Linked DNA regions of Homo sapiens: region 1 is linked to region 2. A link is an interaction called in ENCODE POLR2A ChIA-PET data of the cell type or tissue named here. Cell type or tissue: GM12878. All regions are shown on one strand. Links, peaks and the distances in the headings refer to the core of each region. The heading gives the core; the rest is flanking DNA.

What was found. Peaks named below come from ENCODE experiments on the same cell type or tissue, not always from the same donor. Only the 100,000 strongest peaks of a DNase experiment are listed, where the experiment ranks them.
Region 1: POLR2A ChIA-PET joins it to region 2 with 5 read pairs; 2 of 35 experiments call an interaction of 5 or more read pairs at or near these places.

What each region holds. Positions count from the first base shown.
Region 1 is chr5:134,526,605-134,534,305 of GRCh38, forward strand. All of the region lies in intron 1 of JADE2 (jade family PHD finger 2), which reads left to right. Among named protein-coding and RNA genes, the nearest start is that of JADE2, 4.8 kb to the left of the region's middle. RefSeq lists silencers at 1-655, 1,016-1,075 and an enhancer at 5,850-6,350. In GM12878, for the core only: no CTCF peak of the experiment used is centred there; no DNase peak of the experiment used is centred there; H3K4me3 peaks cover 2,199 bases; H3K27ac peaks cover 1,313 bases.
Region 2 is chr5:134,695,916-134,703,616 of GRCh38, forward strand. It overlaps SEC24A (SEC24 homolog A, COPII component), which reads left to right. Exons shown (of 23, transcript NM_021982.3): 14 at 1,211-1,331; 15 at 1,984-2,142. It also overlaps the pseudogene RNU6-1164P. Among named protein-coding and RNA genes, the nearest start is that of CAMLG, 39 kb to the right of the region's middle. In GM12878, for the core only: no CTCF peak of the experiment used is centred there; no DNase peak of the experiment used is centred there.

The sequences.
Region 1 (7,701 bases), core at 1,441-6,440, 170 kb before region 2:
CCTTCCGGGGGCCACCGCCTCCGCCCTGTCGCCCCCTCTCCCGGCCCGGTGCACGCGGGCGCTGCACGCGGGGGCAGCATGCTCGGCTCCTGGGGTTGGAGGCTCTGCACAAATTAGACAGTTTTTTTGGAGGGGCGGGGGACACCCTTTCCAGGTGAGTGTGGAGGGTGCGGAGCCTCGGCGCCAGGGGTGAGGACTGGGGTCGGGGGCAGCCTCCACCTCCGGGGCCGCGCGGTAGTCCAGCTGGGGAGAGGCGCTGGGAGAGTGGAAATGTACCGGCGGCGGCCGGAGCGGCGGGTGCGCGCCCGCGGGGCGACGGCAGGGGGCGTGGCCCTTGTTTACCTTCTCCCAACTCTGCCGGTTCGCGTCCCGCTTCAGGGACGGATCCGCAGTCCCCAGCCCTCTGCCTAGGGCCCTGCACCATGGGTGGTACCAGGAAGATGCCGGCTTGTGGCGGACCCCGTTTGGGACGCACACACCTGACTCTCAAATGAGTGACATTGCAGCCCCCGCCCCCACCTAGCGCTGCTGCAGTCCCTTTGCCGGATCCCCGGCCCCGCCCCGCCCCCGGCAGTGGCATCTTCCCGGCCTCACCTCCTTCCTCCCTCTCCCTCCCTTCTTCCCACCCACTCGCCTGCGCCTGCGGAGCGGCGCCCGCCCGCCTCCTCCCCGCCTGGGTGCAGACTTGTGGCTCCCCATGGTTTCTTCCCGCCCATCCCTGGGTCCTGAGACATCCTCTCCTCTCGGCCAAGGGACGAGAGGGGTCAACTTGGCGATTCGCAGCTGTTCTGCCAGAGGATGGGGTTGCCTGCGAGACAGCCAGGAAGGCTTCACTCTAGCTTCCAGAGGCCCAGCCCTGTCCCCTACTACACACAGCTACCACCCCACCCGCCCCTGGGGCTCGGCTGCCCTTCCCGGTGTCTCTTAAACCCCTCCCCCGACCTGGGTGTTAAGCCCACCCACCTCCCGGCGCCGCCCCCGGTCGAACAGCCTCTTGCCCTTCCTTCGCCTGGGCCGGAGCCCCCCGCAGCCTCCTCCGGCTCCTCCTCCCGGCTCCGGCGGTCGGAATCACGCCGGCGCGCCTCCAGCCTGCGGTCCCGCGGACTGCCTCCAGGGGCGGGCTGGAGGCGCGCGCAACTCCCCTCCCAATCCCCTCAGCCACTGCCGCTGGCCTGGGCACTTTTTTACCAGCTTGGCTGCTGGCCTCTTGCTGGAGGCTGGGGGAGGTGAAGGGTCACTGGGTGTCTTTGCCGTATGCCGAAGGCACACTGCGGCCGGCGATTCTGGTCTCTGCAGATTTCCAAACCTCGCCGCTGCGTCTAGCACCCCTGGGTCATCTTCTGCAGGATCCCGAGGCACAAAGTTGTATCCCGGGTCAGAGTTTGTAGGGGGTCATCGAGAGGTGTCATGTTTCCATTCAGAGCGGTTCCAAAGCGTCTAGGAAGGGGCTGAGTGGGACCTGCTGCCTTGCCTTTGTTGGAAGGAGGACCCCTGAGCTCTGATCCCAGACAGGCTGTCAGGACGCCCCCTTAGCATTTATGTTTGCAAACTGATTCCTGGACCTGGGAGGTGGTAGGGCCGCCTGGCCCCTCCTCTCGGAGTGGCATTAACTCCCTCCCTTCACTGGTAAAATTCCCAGTAGGACATTTGGCAAAAGGGCTCGGCATGGAGCTGCCAACCGGGCCTGGCTTTGTTTCCTGGGTTCCCAGGGCTTCTCCCCTACCCTGACTTTCTTTCTCACCTTAGGGCCCCAGATGAACGCACCGTCCGTCTTGTCCCATCTTCCTTAGACGGGCTGGGACTCGCAGAGCCATCTAACAAGCAGAGGAGGAAAATAACAACAGAATAACTATAAGGGGGAAGGAATGAGTAATAAAGCTGACCCAGGCAGGGAGGAGGGCTTTCATGTTTAAGAGATGCTATTTGCTTTTTGGGTCACAGGCTGCAAAAACAGGCTTTGATCCGAAGTGGGCGAATAATTTATTGAGCAAGTTTGCATGGTAGAGGAAGGGATGTTTGTTTGATCTGGAGCCCTCTAGGTTGCCCCAAGTGCTGTTGGCTGTTGTTTTGAGTGGAAAAGCATTTGGTTCTGCAGCAAATGCCTCACAGAGGGAAGTCCTCGCCCCAGGCAGCAGGACTTGCAGTGAATATTGGTTTTGAAATTGTTTGGCCAAGGGTCCCCCCATCACTTTTGGAGATGAAGTGTTTAAGGATAGAGTTGTTTGGGCTCAGGATGCAGCAAATGTTTCCAGAATGTTTTCCCGTCCAAAATGCTTTTCCTTTCCCTAAATTGCCTGGCTAAAGGGCCAGTAACAGTGGTCCAAGAGGTTGTCAGAAATCTCCACTTAGCTTTCATGGACTGGTGAGGTGGGACTGCCAGTCCCCAGGTCCTAGATGCACCACGGAGTATTGACACTGTATAGGCCCTGGACACTGACCCCCACATCCTTGAGGTTGGGAGGCAGGGTGTTCTGGCTCTAACCTAGTGTTCCTCTTAACAGGAAGGCAGTTGTCTTATGCTCATGACACAGGTAAGAGGCTTCTAGTCCAAATTCTTCATGGCACATGCAGCAGGCTTTTTGGGACCTCACAGTTCTCCCTTTAGGTTCTCTGATGGGGAGAACAGGTCAGAGTTGGGGAGCAGGATACCCCTGGCTTGCCCTGTCCTCCAGATAGGACCCTTACCATGTGGCTCAAAAGCTTACAATTGTAGGTCTGCTCAAAGCTCCTTTCAGACAGCCCATAGGAATCTAGAATACCCATACCCTGGAACTTGTAGGCCTGTACACTTCAGCCCACTGGAGATGGGGTACACCTTCTGGAGTCAGACAGCCTAGGTTTGAATCCTGGCTGTGCAGTTACCAACTGTCATAATGGCTCTATACCTCAGTTCCTTCTGTTACAAGGAGCACTTTCTGCAAATGGGATTAATAACAGTACCTATCTCATAGTGGATGTATAGAATAAGTGATTACCTAAAAAAGACTAAGCCCAAAGCAGGCATGTGATAAGCACGTGATTAGTATTAGTCATCCTTATTATACCTGGGGAGGGTCCCCGATGCAGCTTGGACCTTTGATCTCTCACCTTTAGGCTAGGCCAGAGAGCCAGCTCGCTTCTCTGCAGAAGGGATCAGAAGGATCCTGCAGGTGCCAATAGGCAGCCGATATGGGAGCGAGTAGACGGAGCTCTGCCCTCTCTGGGGCAAAGAGTAGGGTGAGAAGGTTCTGAAGAACAAAGTAGACAGAGCCTTTTCATTCTCCCACCATCCCCTTGGTACGTCCCCAGAACTGGTCTGGAGGGTGGGTGTGGCAGCGTCTTCAAGGGGAGCTGAGTCCCCTCTGGGACACTTGAAGTTGCAGACAGGCAATGGCTGGTGTTGCAGGAGGGTTCAGGCTCCTCTAGACTTGGAGAAGCAGGTCCAGGAAGCCGACTGGAGGATCCCAGGCAGCAGCCCTCTACTCTGTATACAAAATCATTTTTGTAACTGCAATTACTGTCCCTGAGAAGGCATTAAAGTTAATGAGAGATAGGAAAGAGTGGGGCTGTGACCCCGGTTTAAAGCGGTTTAAGAGTGTGCAGCTCTTGTTTTCTGAATGTCTGGCCTTCCCAACACAAGGAGGCTCTGAGGACAGGTTTTCCAGCCGAAATATCATTAAATTGTATTAGCATCTTATTACACACACGCCTTAGCGGTCTGCCTCAGACAGGGAGAGTTTTTGTTTCTCTTTGAAAGATTGTGTCTGGAATGGTAAATTGCCTGCTTGAAAGCCCTTTTTTCCCCTTTTTTTAAAGAAGAGGACGAAATCCTGCTGTGTGGTGGCAGGCAGGCCAGGCCTAGTGGCCCCTGGAGAGGAGAGGCTGGAGGCCAGGTTGGGGTGTTTTAACTGCCCAGGGAGTGGCTGCAGTGGCAGGCCTGAAAGGCCCACTGTTCCCAGGGTCAGCTGGAAGGGCGTTAATGGAGGCCCAGGGTGTTTATTTGAGTTTATTTGCAGAGAGGTCTTTAAAGGGGGCTGGCATTGGGCATTGGTGTTTTAAGTCCAGACCTGAGGCCCTCACTAAGGCCAACCACTAGTGCTGCCAAGAAAACATCTGCCACCAAATTGCTGCCCTATTACTGAGTTGACATTGATCATTAGCCAGGAGCCCAACCAAATAAAGCCTCCTGGAAAATGTGTGAGGTTAAGACGGGGAAGGCAGGCTGTGAAAACAAGGGCGAAATCTTGGGCCAGGGTGTTTGTTCCTGCAAGCCACAGGCAGGCCAGCTGGACTGTGTGGTCCCGACACTTCTTGGGGGAGGGAGCGAGAGCACACTCAGCACTCCCTAGTATGTCACTGGGGTTCTGGCTGGAGTCTAAATGGAATGCTCCTTACTCTTCATGGAATATACATTCCCAAGGAGAACGACATGCAACAAGTAGCTCAACAAGCACAGCTGGGATGGGTATTCCGTGGACACTGGGTGGTGAATTTCTTCAGATAGTGTGATGAGCATAGACTGACATGGGCCACACTGAAGCTTAAACCTGAAGGTTGAAAAGTCAGACATGCATAGACCACATAGAAGAATATTCCAAACAGAGTGGAGTACAGCGTGTGCACAGGGCTCGAAGTATGGAATATTTGGCTTGTTCAAAGGAATGAAAGGAGCCCAGCATGGCTAGAAGGTGGTGAGGAAGGGGATAGTGGTCAGTATGAAGCTGTCCAGGTGGCAGGGGCCAGATTGTGTAGGGTCTTGTGGTCAGGAGCTTAGGCTTTGTCTTTTGATCTATGAAGCCTTTGAAAGATTTTCTTAGGGGCATGATATGATCTGATTTATGCCTTTTAAAATTTTTATTTTGTTCTAATTTTTTTTAGAGATGGGGTCTTGCTGTGTTGCCCGGGCTTGCCTTGAACTCCTGGGCCCAAGTGATCCTCCTGCCTCTACCTCCCAAGTAGCTGGAACTACAGGTGCATATCACCATGTCCAGCTTCTGATTTATACCTTTTTTTTTTTGAGACAGAGTCCCACTCTGTTGTCCAGGCTGGAGGGCAATGGCACAATCTCGGCTCACTGCAACCTCTGTCTCCCAGGTTCAAGCAATTCTCTTGCCTCAGCCTCCAGAGTAGCTGAGATTACAGGCTTCCGCCACTAAGCCTGGCTAATTTTTGTATTTTTAGTAGAGACGGGGTTTCACCACATTAGCCAGGCTGGTCTCGAATTCCTGACCTCTCAAGTGATCCACCCACTTTGGTCTCCCAAAGTGCTGGGAATATAAGGATGAGCCACCGTGCCTGGCTTTTTTTTTTTTTTTTTTTTTTTTTTTTTTGAGACAGGGTGTCACTCTGTCACCCAGGCTGGAGTGCAGTAGCATAATCACAGCTCACTGCAACCTCAACCTCCTGGCCTCCCACTTCAGCCCCTTCAGCAGCTGGGACCACAGGCACACGCCACCATGCCCAGCTAACTTTTGTATTTTTCATAGAGTCGGGGATTTGCCATGTTGCCCAGACTGATCTTGAACTCCTAAGCTCAAGTGAGCCACCTGCTTTGGCCTCCATAAGTGCTGGGATTACAGGTGTGAGTCACCGCACCCCGACTGATTTATGCTTTTTAAACATCACTCTGGCAGCTGTGTGGAGCCTGGACATGGGTGAATTGATACTGGAAGCTGGGAGATGAACAAGTGGTTCAGGCAAGAGATGAGATTGGCTTGGACCAGTGTGGTGATAGTAGGAAGAAAGTGGGTGTGTTCTGGAGGCAAAGCCTAGTGGACTTGGTGGGGCCGAGGATACAGAGAGGCTGTGGGCTTTTGCTTCATTGAGGGGACTCTACGACACCCACACTTTGAAGGAGAGCTTCCTACCTGTGTCTCCATGCTGGGGGTTGCATGAGAGGTGCCAATAGACTAGTGCAAATGGCAGGAAAATGAGATCTTTTCTTTCCTAAAGTCTCCTTTATAGGTAGGATTTCGGGAGCACTTTCTGTCCTCGAAAGCAAGTGCCTTGTGACACTGAAATCTTCTCCCACAGCAGACCTTGCTTTGGGGGAGATGGGGGAAGCCAGTGGAAAGGAAAAACCAGAGGCCAAGATCACATCTAAGCACCTCCACCCCCCAAGTGTGTTTGCAGTCCTGGATTTCAGCTTTGGGAAAGGAGTCCTCCCTGTCCCTCTTGCTGAGGTTGCGAGGAGGGTGATCCATGGGGCAAAAAGCTGACATAGTGCGGTCCCAGGCCTCATTAGCCACTGTGACAGTGGGAGCTCGCTGGAGCAAGGAGGCCTTTGGAAGACTTGGTTTAAAGGAAAGAAGCTGCACTCACAAAACAGTGGCTTCCTTCTCAAGCCTAGTTGTTATAACAATTAAGCCACCACAAAATCTGCTCCCTTAATAATAGCCTCCCATGGGACAGCCCTGACCCAGAATAATCCCTAGGCACTCTGGGGTGTTTTGTGGAGGACAGGGTTAGATGGGGAATTGGCTTGGTGCGGGGTGTAGGTCTGCATGCTGTCACCTGTTGGTCTCTGGGCAGTCAAGGAGTCCTTTCGAGGGCACCTTCCTTACTGTATAGGGTCACTGCCTCTTTTTTAGGAGCCCCTCCTCCAGGACTTTCCGACCTGGTCCAAGGCTGCCATGGTATTACTATCTGGCACCCATATGGATCTCTAGCCACTGTGCTGAGGGCTTTACACTGTTCTTATTTATTCTCACCAGCTGATTCTGGCCCACAGATGTGTTTAGTTTGGCCCTTTCAAAGTGTTGTAAAAATTCTGACTCAGTTGCCAACATTTTAAATTAAGGACATTTATGTAAAAAGCCAGTTCCAGTTTATCTCCTCTGGGAGGTATGTCTTTCCCAAGGTCCCTGGTCTATGAGGAGAGGAGCTAGGATTTGAACCCATCAACAACTTCTGCTTTTAATACTGTGGGAGATGCTGGCTCGGAAGTACCTTCTTTGCAGGAAATGAAGAGAAATGGAATTCGCTTACAGGATTGCAAAAGAAAATGGGTGGGTGCACTTTTAGCACCTCCCCCCCACTCCACCCACCGATGTCAGGACAAAGCTGGGTTGCGCTGGGCTGGGCTGAGCTGAGGAAGACGTAGGCTAGAATCAGGAGTCAGGATTCTGTCAGTCAGCCTTTGTCACACTCTCTCTTTTTTTTTTTTTTTTTTTTTTTTTTTTGAGATAAGGTCTTACTCTGTCGCCAAGGCTGGCGTGCAGTGGCACGATCATGGCTCACTGCAGCCTTGACCTCCCTGACTCAAGCTATCCTCTCACCTCAGCCTCCTGCATAGCTAGGACCTCAGGCATGTGCCACTACAACTGGCTAATTTTTAAATTTTTTGTAGAGATGAGTCCCCCTACGTTCCCCAGGCTGGTCTCGATCTCTTGGGCTCAAGAAATCCTCCAGCCCCGGCCTCCCAAAGTGCTGGGATTACAGGTGTCGCACCCTTGACACGCAGACTCTGGAAGGCAGTGAGGGTGGCAGCTGTGGGTTGCTGAGCTGTTTGTACTCTGCTGCGCAGAGACGGAGAAGTCAGAAGGTCAAGAGCACGGTCTCCTGAATCAAATACAGTCACTGACATCTTGGGCAGGTCACTTAACCTCTGAGCTTCAGTTTCCTCCTCTGCAAAAGGGAAGCAGCCATGATATATGCCTATAACAAAGGGCTGCTCTAGGGACTCGTTGAGGTCCCTGTGGACCCTGTGGAACCCCCTCCCGC
Region 2 (7,701 bases), core at 899-5,898:
GCCTGGGTGACAGAGTGAGACTCTGTCTCAAAAAAAAAAAAAAAAAGAAAGAAAGAAAATAATGATAGTGGCCAGGTGTGGTGGCTCACACCTGTAATCCCAGCACTTTGGGAGGCCGAGGCAGGCGGATCATCTAACTTTGGGAATTCGAGACCAGCCTGAACAACATGATGAAATCCCGTCTCTACTAAAAATACAAAAAACATTAGCTGGGCATGGTGGTGCATGCCTGTAATCCCAGCTACTCGGGAGGCTGAGGCAGGAGAATCGCTAGAAACCGGGAGGCAGAGGTTGCGGTGAGCTGAGATCATGCCATTGCACACCAGCCTGGGCAACTACAGCAAAACTCCCATCTCAAAAAAAAAGAAAAAGAAAAAAAGAAAATGATAGCACTTACCTCTTAGGGTAGTTGAAAGGACTAAGTAAGTATTACATATGAATTGTTTAGAACAGTTTCCAGCATACTGAACATTTAATATATTTTAGTTACAATAAAAAAATCTTTACCAACTATGAAATTATTATAGTAGATATATTTCTTTTTAAAAATAAAGGGAAAAAAACCTACAGAAAATTTTTAAAAAACATATATATATTTTTTCAGACGGAGTCTCGCTCTGTTGCCCAGGCTGGAGTGCAGTGGTGCGATCTCAGCTCACTGCAAGCTCCGCCTCCTGGGTTCATGCCATTCTCCTGCCTCAGCCTCCCGAGTAGCTGGGACTACAGGCACCTGCAACCATGCCTGGCTAATTTTTTGTATTTTTAGTAGAGACGGGGTTTCACCATGTTAGCCAGGATGGTCTCGATCTCCGGCCCTCGTGATCCACCCACCTCGGCCTCCCAAAGTGCTGGGATTACAGGCGTGAGCCACCGCACCCGGCCATTTTTTTTTTTTTTTAAATAAATAAAGTCATGTTGCCCAGGATGGTCTCAAACTCCTGGGCTCAAGCAGTCCACCCGCCTTGGCTTCCCAAAGTGCTAGGATTACAGGTGTGAGCCACCACACCTGGCTGGAACTTACAGAAAATTCCTAAGCAGTACTTGCTTCTTAATGAAAAATCAAGTAGTACCACAAAGGAAAAGGACTTTGTAGAATGCCCAGAAATAATTGCAATTGTTGTTAACATCATGATGTATGTAGATGTGTATTTAGATTTTATGACAATGTAATGATTTTTTAAAATGTCTCTTTATAATTTATTATAAATAGGATATACACATGACACCATCCACTGACTTCTATAAGAAATTAGCCTTGGACTGTTCTGGTCAGCAAGTTGCTGTTGACTTATTCCTTCTCAGTGGACAGTATTCTGATTTGGCTTCTCTGGGTAAGTTCTTCGTAATGATTTTTTTTTTCCGTTAAATGAATATCAAAATGGTCCTTATATGATAGTGTTCTAAATATAGAACAAAGTTAAAGAATATGTATGCCCTTGGGAAAGTTAATCAGTCAGTTTAGTCTATTAAAAACCTTATAGTCTTCTACTCTAAACATTTAGTAATAGAGAAATTTCTATTCTACTATTTAAAGGAATGCAGGCCGGGTATGATGGCTCATGCCTGTAATCCTAACAATTTGTGAGGCCTGTGCAGGAGGATTGCTTGAGCCCAGGAGTTTGAGACCAACCTGGGCAACATAGGAAGACCCTGTATTTGCAAATAATATGTATATTTTTTTAAATAAAAAACTAGCCAGACATGGTGGCGCACACCTGTGGTCCCAGCTGCCTGGAAGGCTGAGGTGGGAAGAGTGCTTGAGGTGGAGAGGTCAAGGCTGCAGTGAGCCCCATGGTATCACTACTGCACTCCAGCCTGGGTGACAGAATGGGACTCTGTCTCAAAAAAAGGGAATAAAATCTCCTTTCTGACAGTAGTTTACCTTGGAAAGTTAAAGAAAGATTGATTCCAATGTCTTTAGTTACTTTGGTGTAGTAGAAATAGTTAACGGCACAGTTTAAAACAGTGTGTGTTCTCTTCCAGGTTGTATTTCTCGGTATTCAGCAGGTAGTGTCTATTACTATCCCTCTTACCATCATCAGCACAACCCAGTCCAAGTACAGAAATTACAGAAGGAACTACAGAGATACCTTACTCGGAAGATTGGCTTTGAGGCAGTCATGAGGATTCGGTGCACCAAAGGTAGGAATATTTTTTTTTTGCGTAGGACTGAATAATATTTTTGGTTTCAGTAAATGTACATGTTTTTATCTGGTCTTATAAGATTGCCCTTCTGAGATACTTTGCCTACTCTGGAATATGCAATTAAGAGGAGAGAAGAAACACTGTAACCAAAAAAAGGGGGCCTATTGAGAATATACTCAAAAGCACTGACTTATATATTTTTAAATAGAGAATTTTATGGTGTGTGAATTATCTCAGTTTTTTAAAAAAGACCTTATCTCCGGCTGGGCACAGTGGCTCATGCCTGTAATTCCAGCACTTTGGGAGGCCAAGGCTGGTGGATCGCTTGAGCCCAGGAATTAGAGACGAGCCTGGACAACATTGCAAAATGATGTCTCTACGAAAAATACAAAAACTTAGCTGAGCGTGGTGGTGCACGTCTGTAGTCCCAGCTTCTTAGGAGGCTGAGGTGGGAGGATTGTTGGGGCCTGGCCTGGGAGTCAGGTTGCAGTGAGCAGAGATCACACCACTGCACTCCGGCCTGGGCAACACTGTCTCCAAAAAAAAAAAAAAGAAGAAGATAGAGTCTTGTTTTTTTTTTTTTTTTTTTGAGATGGTATATTGCTCTGTTGCCCAGGCTGGTGTGCAGTGACACAATCTTGGCTAACTGCAACCTCCACCTCTCGAGTTCAAGTGATTCTCCCTGCTTCAGCCTCCCGAGTAGCTGGGATTATAGGTGCGTGCCACCATGCCCGGCTAATTTTTGTATTTTTAGTAGAGACAGGGTTACACCATGTTGGCCAGGCTGGTCTCAAACTCCTGACCTCAGATGATCTGCCCACCTCAGCCTCCCAAGGCACTGGGATTACAGGTGTGAGTGACCGCACACAGCCTAGACCCTTTTTTGACAGAGTCTCATTCTGTCGCCCAGGCTGGAGTGCAGTGGTGCAATCACAGCTCACTGGAGTCTCCACCTCCCTGACTCAAGTGATCCTCCCACCTCAGCTTTCCTAGTAGCTGAGACTGCAGGTGTGAGCCACCACACCTGGCTAATTTTTTATTTTTTATTTTGTAGAGACTGGGTCTCCCTATGTTGCCCAGGCTGGTTGCAAGCTCGTGGGCTCACGTGATCTTCCTGCCTTAGCCTCCCAAAGTGTTAGGATTACAGGCATGAGCCACCACACCCAGCCACAGATCTTGCTTTTAAACTTTTTTTTTTTTACTTGTAAAATATATATAACATAAGCTTTACCATTTTATCCTTTTTTTTTTTTTGAGACGGACTGTCTCGCTCTGTCGTCCAGGCTGGAGTGCAGTGGCACGATCTCAGCTCACTGCAAGCTCCGCCTCCTGGGTTCATGCCATTCTCCTGCCTCAGCCTCCCAAGTAGCTGGGACTACAGGCGCCTGCCACCATGCCCAGCTAATTTTTTGTATTTTTTAGTAGAGACGGGGTTTCACCATGTTAGCCAGGATGGTCTCGATCTCCTGATCTGGTGATCCGTCCGCCTCGGCCTCCCAAAGTGCTGGGATTACAGGCATGAGCTACCGCACCTGGCCCATTTTATCCATTTTTTAATTGTACAGTGGCATCAAGTATGTTTTCACTGTGCAACTATTTATTTCCAAAAGTGGGGGATCTCTTAGTTTGTACTCTCTTTTTTTTTTTTTTTTTTTTTGAGCCAGAGTTTCACTCTCTCGCCCAGGCTGGAGTATAATGGTGTGATCTAGGCTCACTGCAACCTCCATCTCCCAGGTTCAAGCAATTCTGCCTGCCTCAGCCTCCTGAGTAACTGGGATTACAGGTGCCTGACACTACGCCTGACTAATTTTTGTATTTTTAGTAGAAACGGGGTTTTGCCATGTTGGCCAGGCTGGTCTCAAACTCCTGACCTCAGGTGATCCGCCTACCTTGGCCTCCCTAAATGCTGGGATTACAGGTATGAGCCACCGCACCCAGCCTGTACTCTTATTTTTAGTTTTTCATTTCTCCACATTATCAACCTGGTGGGTTTTTTTTTTAAGGTGGGTTTTTTTTTCCATTGCTGCTGCACAAATTGAGTTTTTATTTAAATAAATATTATTGCTCTGTAAGGGGGTGTGGAGCACAGATTGAGTTTTTATTTAAATAAATATTGCTCTGTAATGGGGTGTAGAGTGGTAATTTTCTTTCTTCTTCTCTCTCTTTTTTCTTTTTTTGGAGACAGAGTGTTGCTCTGTCCCCCTGGCTGGAGTGCAGTGGCATGATCATAGCTCACTGCAGCCTCAACTCCTGGGCTCAAGCAATCCTCTTAGCTCAGCCTCCCGAATAACTGGGACCACAGGCGCATGCCACCACGCCTAGCTAATTTTTAATTTTTCTGTAGAGACAGGGTCTTACTTTGTTACACAGGCTGGTTTCAAACTCCTGGACTTAAGCAATCCTACACCTCAGCCTCCCAAAGTGCTGGGATTACAGGTGTGAATCACCACGCCCAGTATAATAATATTCTTTTCAATGGAAAAATTATTTATATGAAATCTATAACAAAAAAAAAAAGATAAAGATCCACTAACCTGTTCCATTACACATTGAAATCTGTTGGTCAAACCATGAGCAAGATGAAGGTCTCTCTTATCTATCCTTCACTATAATTAGAATTTATTAATTCTAATAGTTTTTATTTATTTATTTTTTTTACTTTATTTTTTTTTTTCTGAGACCACATCTTGCTCTTTTGTCCAGGCTGGAGTTCAGTGGCACGATCTCCGCTCACTGCAAGCTCCGCCTCCTGGGTTCACGCCATTCTCCTGCCTCACCCTCCCAAGTAGCTGGAACTACAGGCGCCTGCTACCACTCCCAGCTAATTTTTTGTATTTTTGGTAGAGACAGGGTTTCACCATGTTAGCCAGGATGGTCTTGATCTCCTGACCTCGTGATCCATCCGCCTCGGCCTCCCAAAGTGCTGGGATTACAGGCGTGAGCCACCGCGCCTGGACTGTATTTTTAGTAGAGGTGGTGTTTCGCCATGTTGGCCAGGCTGGTCTCGAACTCCTGATGTCAAGTGATCCACCCGCCTCGGCCTCCCAAAGTGCTGGGATTACAGGCATGAGCTACCATGCCTGGCCTAGTTTTTATTTTATAATTTTTAATTAAAATATGGAACACTTCACGAATTTACGTGTCATCCTTGCACTGGGGCCATGCTAATCTTCTCTGTATGGTTCTAATTTTAGTATACATGCTGTCGAAGTGAGTACCTAATAGTTTTTTAGTGTTTATGTTTTAAAGGGTATATTTGTTGGATCCCATTCATTGGAGACTGACAGACCTCAAAAATGTTTATTTCTGCAGATACCTGTTATAAATTAAGGGAAGTGTACATCCTAATGTGCTTTTAAGACCTTTTCTACTTGTCAAGACAGAGGCTATTTTTATATGTACCTTATTTTGCATAAACAGCTTTGGGATATGCCAGGCAACTCCTTTGCCCTCTTTTTTTTTTTTTTTGAGACGGAGTCTCGGTCTGTCGTCCAGGCTGGAGTGTAATGGCGCAGTCTCGGCTCACTGCAACCTTCGCCTCCCGGGGTCCAGTGATTCTCCTGCCTCAGCCTTCCTAGTAGCTGGGATTACAGGCACGTGCTACCATGCCCAGCTAATTTTTGTATTTTTAGTAGAGACGGAGTTTCACCATGTCGGTGAGGCTGGTCTCGAACTCCTGACCTCATGATCTGCCTGCCTTGTCCTCCCAAAGTGCTGGGATTACAGGTGTGAGCCACTGCAGCCCACCACCCTCTTTCTAGAGTGCTTAATTTAATAAAGCTTTGTGGTTAGCTTGCTTAGGTTTCTCTTTTTATTTTATTATGATAAATTCACTACAGATCAAATACATACTCTAGAAAAGTTAACACAGAAAAGATAATGTACAAAAAGATATAAAATGAGAACTCAAGCATAACTTCTGTTCCACTCTACAGTTAATCATATACCCTTCAGAAACTTTCCCATGGCATTTATAAACATATATTTTGGCCTTAACTTCAAATAAAAGCAGTGAGGAATTATACCTGGCTTTTTTATTTTTATCACAATATCTTGAAAACCTTTCTATTTTTATACGTACAGACACACATTCTCCTTTTTCTTTCTTTCTTTATTAATGTTGTATATTTCTTTTTAAGAGACAGGGTCTCACTATGTTGCCCAGGCTTGCTTTCAACTCTTGGGCTTAAGCAATCTTCCTGCTTCAGCCTCCTGAATACCTGGGATTACAGGCACATGCCACCATGCCCAGCATTCTTTTTCATCCTGATTACTGTTTTTAAGTTGGTTTTTATTTCACAAGCAACATGTGCATCTGTTTTTCTTGTAAAAAATAAAAACATTATTGATAAAGCTAAAGTCTTCCTGTATCAGCTTGCATGTGTATGCGACACATACACTTTCACTTCATTTTTATGTAGTTAAAAATGGTATGTATCAGAATTTCTTATTAAAAATGGTATATATCACTTGGTATATACCGAATTTCCTATACATTTGCATACTTAGGTACATCTCCATGGAAAATGTATCTTATGGTCGATTTACATAAGTGACATATTGTATGTATTTTTATTCAATAAACCTTGAAGATTCATTAATTTTAGATCATATAAATCCATCACATTAATTTAAACTTCTGCCTATTCTACCTAGTATTCAGCAGACTGAACAAATCACAGTTTAGTTTTTGTTTGTTTGTTGTTGTTGTTGTTGTTTTTTGAGACAGAGTCTCACTCTGTCACCTAGGCTGGAGTGCAGTGGCGCGATCTTGGCTCACTGCAACCTCTGCCTCTCAGGTTCAAGCGATTCTCCTGCCTCAACCTCCCGAGTAGCTGGGACTACAGGCGTGTGCCACCATGCCCGGCTAATTTTTGTATTTTTAGTAGAGACAGGATTTCACCATGTTGCCAAGGCTGGTCTCGAACTCCTGACCTCAAGTGATCTGCCTGCACCAGCCTCCGAAAGTGTTGGGATTACAGGCATGAGCCATTGTGCCTGGCCTAGTTTTTCTACTGATACCCATTGAAGGTATTTCTAAATTTTTTTTGCTGTGACACACCAGTCTACTTGAAATTTTTCTGCATGTGTGAATTTGGCACTTAAATGAGTATATCTGTAGGACACATTCTTTGATATGGGATTGCTAAAGTCAAAATAAGTATCTAGAATTTTGATAGATACTGCCAAATTATCGTCCAAAAATGTTTTTTGTGTTTCTTTTTGAGACAGAGTCTTGCTCTGTCGCCCAGGCTGGAGTGCAGTGGCGCAATCTTAGCTCACTGCAACCTCTGCCTCCCGGGTTCAAGCAATTCTCCTGCCTCAACCTCCTGAGTAGCTGGGATTGCAGGCGCCTGCCACCATGTTCGGCTAATTTTTGTGTTTTTGGTAGAGACAGGGTTTCACCATGTTATTGGCCAGGCTGATCTCAAACTGACCTCAGGCGATCCACCCACCTTGGCCTCCCAAAGTGCTGGGATTACAGGCGTGAGCTACCGCACCTGACCCAAAAATGTTTTTTGAAAATTAGTATCCCCACCTTCATTTCAAAAGCCA